Regions from separate parts of the Homo sapiens genome. Here region 1 is linked to region 2. Evidence: chromatin loops called from intact Hi-C (ENCODE). Cell type or tissue: PC-3. All regions are shown on one strand. Links, peaks and the distances in the headings refer to the core of each region. The heading gives the core; the rest is flanking DNA. Region 1 overlaps L3MBTL4 (L3MBTL histone methyl-lysine binding protein 4). Region 2 overlaps MIR3976HG (MIR3976 host gene).

The links. A loop is a pair of places that touch in the nucleus more often than their neighbours do. Peaks named below come from ENCODE experiments on the same cell type or tissue, not always from the same donor. Only the 100,000 strongest peaks of a DNase experiment are listed, where the experiment ranks them.
Region 1: a loop joins it to region 2, with 4 times the contacts of the local background. A loop is called at or near these places in 1 of 110 quality-filtered maps.

The regions. Positions count from the first base shown.
Region 1 is chr18:6,350,178-6,354,576 of GRCh38, reverse strand. The region is part of intron 1 of L3MBTL4 (L3MBTL histone methyl-lysine binding protein 4); the gene reads left to right. Among named protein-coding and RNA genes, the nearest start is that of MIR4317, 22 kb to the left of the region's middle. In PC-3, for the core only: no CTCF peak of the experiment used is centred there; no DNase peak of the experiment used is centred there; H3K27ac peaks cover 733 bases.
Region 2 is chr18:5,898,129-5,902,527 of GRCh38, reverse strand. The region is part of intron 9 of MIR3976HG (MIR3976 host gene); the gene reads right to left. All of the region lies in intron 1 of LOC121725015 (a long non-coding RNA gene), which reads right to left. Among named protein-coding and RNA genes, the nearest start is that of TMEM200C, 4.8 kb to the right of the region's middle. RefSeq lists an enhancer at 1,335-2,534. In PC-3, for the core only: no CTCF peak of the experiment used is centred there; a DNase peak (open chromatin) is centred at 2,077; H3K4me3 peaks cover 965 bases; H3K27ac peaks cover 1,217 bases.

The DNA.
Region 1 (4,399 bases), core at 68-4,067, 450 kb before region 2:
AGTTGCTTGAGCTCCTTATTTATTCTGGTTATTAGTTCCTTGTCAGCTGGGAAGTTTGCAAATATTCTCTCCCATTCTGTGGGTTGTCTCTTCACTTTGTTGTTTGTTTCCTTTGCTCTGTAGAAGCTTTTTAACTTGATGTGATCCCATTTGTCCATTTTGCTTTGGTTGCCTGTGCTTGTGGGATATTAGTCAAGACATTTTTGCCCAGACCAATGTAGAGAGTTTCGCTGATGTTTTCTCATAGTAGTTTCATAGTTTTAGGCCTTAGATTTAAATCTTTAATTTGTTTTCATGTGATTTTTGTATGTGGTGACAGATAGGGGTCTAGTTTCATTCTTCTGCATATGGATATCCACTTTTCCCAACACCATTTATTGAAGAGACTGTCTTTTCCCCAGTGTGTGTTCTTGGGACCTTTGTTGAAAACAAGTTCACTGTAGGTATGTGGATTTGTTTCTGGGTTCTGTATTCTACTCCATTGGTCTATGTGTCTTTTTCAGAGCCAGTCCCTTGCTATTTTGGTTACTGTAGCTCTGTAGTATAATTTGCAGTCAGGTAACATGATTCCTTCAGGTTTGTTCTTTTTGTTTAGGTTGTCTTTGTCTATTCTGGGTCTTTTGTGCTTCCATATAAATTTTAGGATTCTTTTTTCTATTTCTGTGAATAATGTCAGTGGTATTTTTGAAAGAGATTGCATTGCATCTGTAGATTGCTTTGGGTAGTATGGACATTTTAACAATATTGATTTTTCCAGTAAAAAAATGGAATATCTTTCCATTTTTTGGTATCCTCTTCAATTTCTTTCATCAGTGTTTTATAATTTTCATTATAGAGATCTTTCACTTCTTTGGTTAATTCCTAGGTATTTAATTTTATTTCTACCTATTGTAAAAGGGATTTTAAAAAAATTCTCTTTCAGATTGTTCACTGTTGGCATATAGAAATGCTACTGATTTTTGTAGGTTGATTTAGTATCCTGCAACTTTACTCAATTTATCATTTCTAATAGATTTTTTTGTGGAGTCTTTAGGTTTTTCCAAATATAAGATCATATCTCCAAACAAAGATAGTAAAAATCTTTTAAGAAACTTGCTGAGTGTGTTCCTGACAGAATTCATTTTAAAAACATATCACTGATATTTTTATTTAATTACATCTGCTTAACCAGTGTCCACAGAATTCTTGCCTTATCATGCATAAATTCAAAATTCTGTAGTAAGGATGCTTATTGAAATTGATGAGTAGAATATTATATAAGTGATGAGCAGCAAATAAGCATTTTTTTTTTTTTTTGCTTTCATCATGGTCTCTTGAAAGTTTTGGTTTTAGAGCTACCTCATGAACTGTATGAACTGTGAGTTGCGTTGATTTGTATCATACTGTGAGTGTGTCAATGGCAGAAAGCCATTATATTTTCCACCATAGTTTTTCAAGTGTGTATTTAATAGAGACAAAATATGTGGAAAGCTTATGAAACAGAATGTGCCTTTTTAAAGAAACACTGCACTAGGTTGCATTTACTTGTGGTAAGTTATAATTTACATATGTTTAGTTTAATTTATTGAAAAACTATAATTTTGTTCATTTAGTTTATTTTAAAAGGTTACGGGAGGTATTTGTCTTTTAAAATAAGAATTTATATAAACTGTATGATATTTATTCTTTCAAATGGTTTGAAGAACAATTTAGGATAAAAATAGAAGGAAAATATTTTTGACCATTTAAAGTTCCTGAAAAATGTCTCTTTTCAGTTTCTTCCACTTTTGAGGCTACCAACTAGATTTCCTTTTTTTTTCTTTAAGGTTCTCAGCACATAGGAAAGACAGCTAAGAAATAGATAAATTGTATGGTCATGATATAGCATCCCTTTGCATTTTCCTGGCAGAAACAAGGTCACTGTCTGTATCCTACCTTCAGGGTAGTGTGGTTGCAAGATTTTCTGGCCTCTGCCTTGGAGAAGGCAGGACTCATAATGTGGGGAATGATCTAGATGTTAAGTACCTGGCAGTGACAAATAGTCACAATAAAGTTCATAGTAATCTCATCAACCACTTTTTATTTTTCCTCTAGATCAGAAGATAGAGCATGTGATATGGAAGTTTTCTTAGCTACCATGAGAATATTTACCATCTCCTTTTATCATAATAGGCTCTCAATAAATTTTGAATGACTAAAGGTAAATATTTATAATTTATTGAGAGCCTTCTGTGGAATGGACTGTTCTAAGTGAATGCATTAATTTATAGATCTAAACTCAGCCAAAAGATTCAGCTCATAAAGATGAGGAGATTGGGTTTGTAGAAGAGGAGGTAATTACTTTGAGGTGAAATGATCATGATGTGTTGGGATCTTTGGTTGTGTCTTTTAAGTGGCTAGGTGCTCCAGATTTTAAAAGATTTGGCAGAGAATGCTGAGAGTGACCACATTTTGAGTAATTACTAGCAGTGAGAAGGGAGAGAAGCAAAAAAATTTAAACCCACCTGTCTTTCCTTCTTGGCAGGGGGAAATTCACTTATAGTAGCAGCTATTAGTATAATACCCAGAAAATAATATAAGCACAATAAACTTTTTATAAAGAAATCAACTTTTGACTTGAGTGGTGGCTCATGCCTGTCATCCCAGCACTTTGTGGGGCTGAGGCAGGAGGATTGCTTGAGGCCAGGAGTTTGAGACCAGCATGGGCAACATATTGAGACCCTGTCTCTTAAAAAAATCAACATTTAGGCTGGGCGCGGTTGCTCACGCCTGTAATCCCAGCACTTTGGGAGGCTGAGGCGGGCGGATCACGAGGTCAGGAGATTGAGACCATCCTGGCTAACATGGTGAAACCCCGTCTCTACTAAAAATACAAAAAATTAGCCGGGGGTGGTGGCAGGCGCCTGTGGTCCCAGCTACTCGGGAGGCTGAGGCAGGAGAATGGCGTGAACCCGGGAGGCGGAGCTTGCAGTGAGCCGAGATCACGCCACTGCACTCCAGCCTGGGCGACAGAGCGAGACTCCATCTCAAAAAAAAAAATAAAAAATCCACATTTAAAAATTGCGGTATAATATACATAATACAAAATTTACTTAACCATTTTCAGTGATCACTCAGTGGCATTAAGCACATTCACATTGTTGTGCAGCCACCACTACCATCCACCTCCAGAACTTTTTTGTCATCCCAAACTGCAATTCTGTATTCAGTAAACAATCAATCCCCATTGCCTTCTCCCCCAGACCCTGGTAGCTACCATTCTACTTTCCGTCTTTATGAATTTGACAATTCTAGGTACCTCATATAAGTGGAATAATACAATATTTGTTCTTTAGTATCTGGCTTATTTTGCTTAGCATAATGTTTTCAAGATTCATTTATGTTGTAGTATGCGCTTTTTTCGAGATGGAGTCTCGCTGCATCTCCCAGGCTGGAGTGCAGTGGCGTGATTTTGGCTCACTGCAACCTCCGCCTCCCTCGTTCAAGTGATTCTTCTGCCTCAGCCTCTTGAGTAGCTGGGATTACAGGTGCGTGCCACCACACTTGGCTAATTTTTAAAAATATTTTTAGGAGAGATGGGGTTTCACCATGTTGGCTAGGCTGGTCTTGAACTCCTGACCTCAGGTGATCTGTCCGCTTTAGCCTCCCAAAGTGCTGGGATTTCAGGCATGAGCCACTGTGCCTGGCCTAGAATTTCATTTTTTAAGGCTGAATAATATTCCATTGTATGTTTATACTACATTTTCTTTATCGATTCATCCATAATGGACATGTAGGTTGTTTCTACTCTTTGGCTATTGTGAATAATGTTGCCATTTACATTGGTGCACTAATTTCTGTTTGGGTCCCTGCTTTCACTTCTTTTCAGTTTATACCTAGAAGTGAAATTGCTATGTCATATGGTAACTCTATGCTTTATTATTTTAGGAACCACCATACCGTTTTCTATAGTGGCTGTACCATTTTACATTCCCACTTGCAATGCACAGGGTATTCACTTCTCCACATCTTTATCAACACTTTTTGTTTTCCGTTTTTTTTTTTCTTTTTTATATTAGCCATCCTATGTGTAAAGTGGTATCTCATTGTGGTTTTGATTTGTATTTTTTCATGATTATTGGCTATTAGAATATCCTCTTTGGAGAAATGTCTGTTCAAGTTCTTTGCCCATTTTTCAACTGAGTCATTTGTATTTTGTTGTTGAGATTATGAGTTCTTTATATATTCTGGATATTAATCCCTTATGAGATACATGATTTGCAAATATTTTCTCCCATTCGGTGGATTGCCTTCCACTCTCTTGGTATTGTTCTCTTATGCACAAACGTTTTCAGCTTTGATGGAGTCAAATTTATTTACTTATTCTTTGGTTGCTTGCGTTTTTGACATCATTGTTGTTGCCAAATCCAATGCCGTGAGG
Region 2 (4,399 bases), core at 314-4,313:
AAAGAATATAAATGTCTTACAGATGTTGCCATGGGGTCATCTGAAAGTTGTGTGCAAAAAGAAGGGTTGGCACTGCTTCAAATGTGAAATTTCATGCCACAGTGTGACCCTTTGCTCCCTTACACGTTGAGTTACATGTTTAATAACTCAGTAGTGGAGATTTCCAAACACTGTGGAGATACTAGAGGCCGCCCCTGATTCCTAAATGGTGGGACTCACAGGATGCTCCAATGGCATGGGTCTGAGATTTAAGGAAACCTAAGCCTATTGCAAAACACAATTGCTCTCGGAGGGTGAGGCTCAGAAGATAAGGAGGTGAGAGAGTGGAGACCAGGAAGCCACTGCCGCCTGGCTGGGACTCATTCAGAACTACAAAGCATTCTGGGGAACCATCGTGTATCTTTCAGATCTGACCCAAACTTCATAGGTAGCACTTGACCTTGACTGCATCTCCAGTACCCAGCACAGTGCCCAATAGGGAATGGCCACTCTGTAACTATTCACCATCATCATCACACCACCATTAACGTCTAAATAATACTTTACAGGCCTCATCGCCCATACCCCAAGCAACATCTGTAGTGGCAGCTCCATGATTTCTGTATGGAATAGGCTTAGGGACAGTGATATATACCTAGCCAGTACTCATCTTTTTCTTCCATCTATTCACTTGGTGGGGCCCTGGAGGGACAGTGGAGATGAGGCAGGACCAGACTTCCCCTTCTCCACAAATAACTGATGCTGCCACTGCCACTGATGATCTCATTTCTTCCTCACAACTACCCTGAAAAAGAGTTACAAGTCACCCTCGTAGACAATACAACTATATGCAGAGACTTAAGTGACCTGCTCAAGGTCATATGACTGGAAGGGGCTTAATTACTCGGGTACAAATGGTCTAAATCCAAAGAGTAATCCCAAAGTAAATTCGATCTCCCGGAAAGCTGAATTAAGGCCCCAAATTCACCAAGTCTGTTTCCTAAACAGATGCATAGATCTGAAAAAGCCACCAAATTTTAACTTTCCTCTTCTACTCTAGCTAAAAAAAACATGCTGCTGCCCTACGTAAGAAACATACATTTAGCCACAGGTGTCACAGACCTCCAGGTTCACTATTTGAAATACATATTTAAAAGCAAAATATTCTCTTTCTTACACACACACACACCCTCCACAAGCCTAGGATGGTAAAGATGGGGATCATTTAAATTCTGTTACCCTATCCCTAAAATGAGAAAATTGGAATACAGCAGTGGTTCTTGAGGTTTAACATGCATGCAAATCACCTGAGCATCTTGTGAAAATGAAGATTTGGAATCATCAGGTTTGCAATGGACCCCAAGATTCTATACTGCTAACCACCTCCCAGGTGGCACTGATGCTGCTGGTTCTTGGATTATAATTTGAGCATTAAGTACCTTAAGGCCCCTTCCCACTCTACGTTTCTTACCATCTCTGTCAATGGCACACTTAGCTGCCTGCTACCTAGGCCATCATGTCTTCCCTGCCACCTTGTGTGGCCCTGTACACCAATCAAAGAAGTTATGCCCCACCCTATCCCTTTCCTCCACTCACCCAAATCCATGCCAGGTCAAGCCGGGGGGGATCCAGACTCATGAAGTATTCCCTAACTAATTGTCTCCCTCAATGATCTTTTTCTTCTTTTTTGCCTAAGGTGTACTGATGAATCTAATTAGATTATATGATAATAACACCGTGTCCTTTATTATTTTTTCCCCAGGAATACTTTCAAGTGATCGACTCCTTTTCAGCTTTCAGTTCTCAGTGGAATGACACTTCTTGGAGAAGCCTTCCCTGAATTCCCAATCTAAATTGTTCTCTCTTGCTGCCCGTGTGACCAGTCACAGCAACCTCTTTTAATTTCTTCGTACCGCTCACCAAGATTTGAAATTTTCTCACTTGTTTATTTACTTGTTTTTTATCTCAAACTCCCACCACTGAGAGTGACTGTGTTTGCACAGATCACCACTACTTTATCCCTACTGCCTAGAACGATAACGATAACACAATAGACACTCAGTAAATATTTGTTGAGTGAATGATGCAAGAATCATAGGGTGGGGTACACAGAGGTGCTTAAGAAAATCCTTACTGGATGAATCAGAGCTCTGCCACCCAAGTAGCAATCCAGGAATTGCTACTTGGAATTCTTGGGTTTCTTTCTTTACGTTTGAAAACTAGTTCTTTATCTGTGTGTATCCTTTTTCCTGCGGTGTATACACAGCAGCTCATATCACAATTAATTTTGAAAGCAGATCAGACATGTGAGCAATTAGCTCTCAGTAGGACAAGTCATCTCTCCATGCGCTTGTAGATTATACAAAATGATATGAATGACATTAGTGTGGACATTTAGGATATGTTTTGGGAACACAGGGCACATTCAGCTGTGGGTCTCATCTTGGCTGCTCCATTGATGGAGCCCTCCCTGCAAAGTTTTTTCCAGGCTCAGCTTTGATCTGCTTTCAGGCCTGCCAACAAACTCTAGTTTCTCATCTCAGACCTCAATTATTTCGTAAGAATCGCACAGAATCCAGCTTTGATGGTGTACATGAAAAATGGTAGAAAATTCAGGCTATTGGGGAAAACTGAATGTATAAAAATGAACCCCACTTATTAGAGACACCACCCCTGATAGGTCTGTCACTGAGAAAGACAAATGAATGGGGCTGAAGACAGAGATAGAAGCTGTCATTGCTACATGCTATTGACCTGGAACGGAGGCAGCAGAATCTGCCTGATGTGTTCTAAGGAAGGCTCTTTAGATCTTGCACCATTTCTTTTTTCCACTGTTTCTGTGGTGGAAGTGTTTGGGCTTGAACTTCTTTGATTCCTCTCAGAAATACAAGAAATGAGCTTGATCTTGATCTTGACACTAGCATGAGTTTATCCTTGGTTTCAAAGCTGAAGTTCTTGAAAGTGAGTTGAGCTCTATCTCTTCAGAAGTTCATTTGTGGGACCCTGGGGACTGCATGCAGGAGCAACTGCCTGTCCCTCTAGCATGGCAGTGTTCCATAGGAAAGGGCTAGAAACACAAACCATGCAACCTCTAACTATGAGAAACCCCAAGGCTAAGCCCAGCCCAGCTTGGAAACACTATCCTCAGGCTTTGAAGTTCTGTTGTTCCATCCAGGCTTTGCTTGTTTTTTTTTTTTCTGCTTATTCTCTTCTAAAATAAATTTAATGTTGCATTTCATGTTTTCTGTCTTATCGGGCTCTTTTGTCCTTTGCATGTTCCATGAGAAAATTGAGAGGCTATCAGGTACACTGTGGTGGGGCTGCAAATAACATATAGGATGCCTAGTTAAATCCGAATTTTAGGTAAACAACAAAGAGTTTTTTAGTGGAAGTATATCCCACGCAATAGTTTTATTTGCTAAATCTAGTGACTCTAGTTGTATGCTTATTGTTTTATTTTGTCATGCTTTTTTGTCATTTTGTTTTTTATTGGCAGAGGTATGAAAAGGGTAAGGAAGGAATGAAGAGAAGGAGTTATTTTGTATCCTGTTTTTGATCTGGGGTTGACCGTTTCTGTCTTCTTATATAGAGATGTCATACCAAGGTTTGAAGGTCCTTTCTATGAAATCTTCCAACTTCTGGTCTGAAGAATGTCTCTTGGTTGTGTTTTTGCAAATTTCTAATTTGACTACAGTGTGTCATGAGTTTGAAATCTGAGTTATTGAGCAAATTGAAATTAAAGGGTCCCGGTTAATTGCAAAATGAGCAAAGTTGCAATGGAGAAAAGTGTTTTCATTCTCATATGGAGCAAGCTTTCTGGAGTGGCATTGGACCTATGTCATCTGGGTAGGGGTAGTTCAATCACAGCAGCTGATCCTGTAAGCCTACTTCAGAGATAATAAGTACAGATACAGTTCCATGTGGATCCCAGAAAATATGAATGGAACAGGAGAGTGAGGGTATCAAGCTGGGAGATGTTAGGACCAATAAGGTGATAGCTAAGTTTAATGAGTGCTTACTACGTGCTAAGCATTAGCCTACACTGACTACACTCTTTTAATCTTTACTACAATGCTATGAATAAGGTATCAGTGTCATTATCCCCATTACAGATGGGGAAATTGAGGCAGACAAGATTAAGTAATTTAGTTAGTGGAGGAGATAAACTGGCTCCAGAACTCACAACACTAAACTACTTATTTCTGCAGCCTGCACTATCTGTGAGAGAAAGGTGTGTGCAGAGGCAGGAGGTGCTGAGCTGTTGGTATAAGCAGACTTCCCTTCTCTGGCACACTCCTGGAGACCAAGAAGGTCCTGTGTGTGCCCATGACGCTGTCTTCCCCTACGCAGCCCTGGGAGCACAGGCAGGCGAGTCAAGCACACCAGGCTAGGTTGGTGAAATGATCCAGGAAGTAAATGA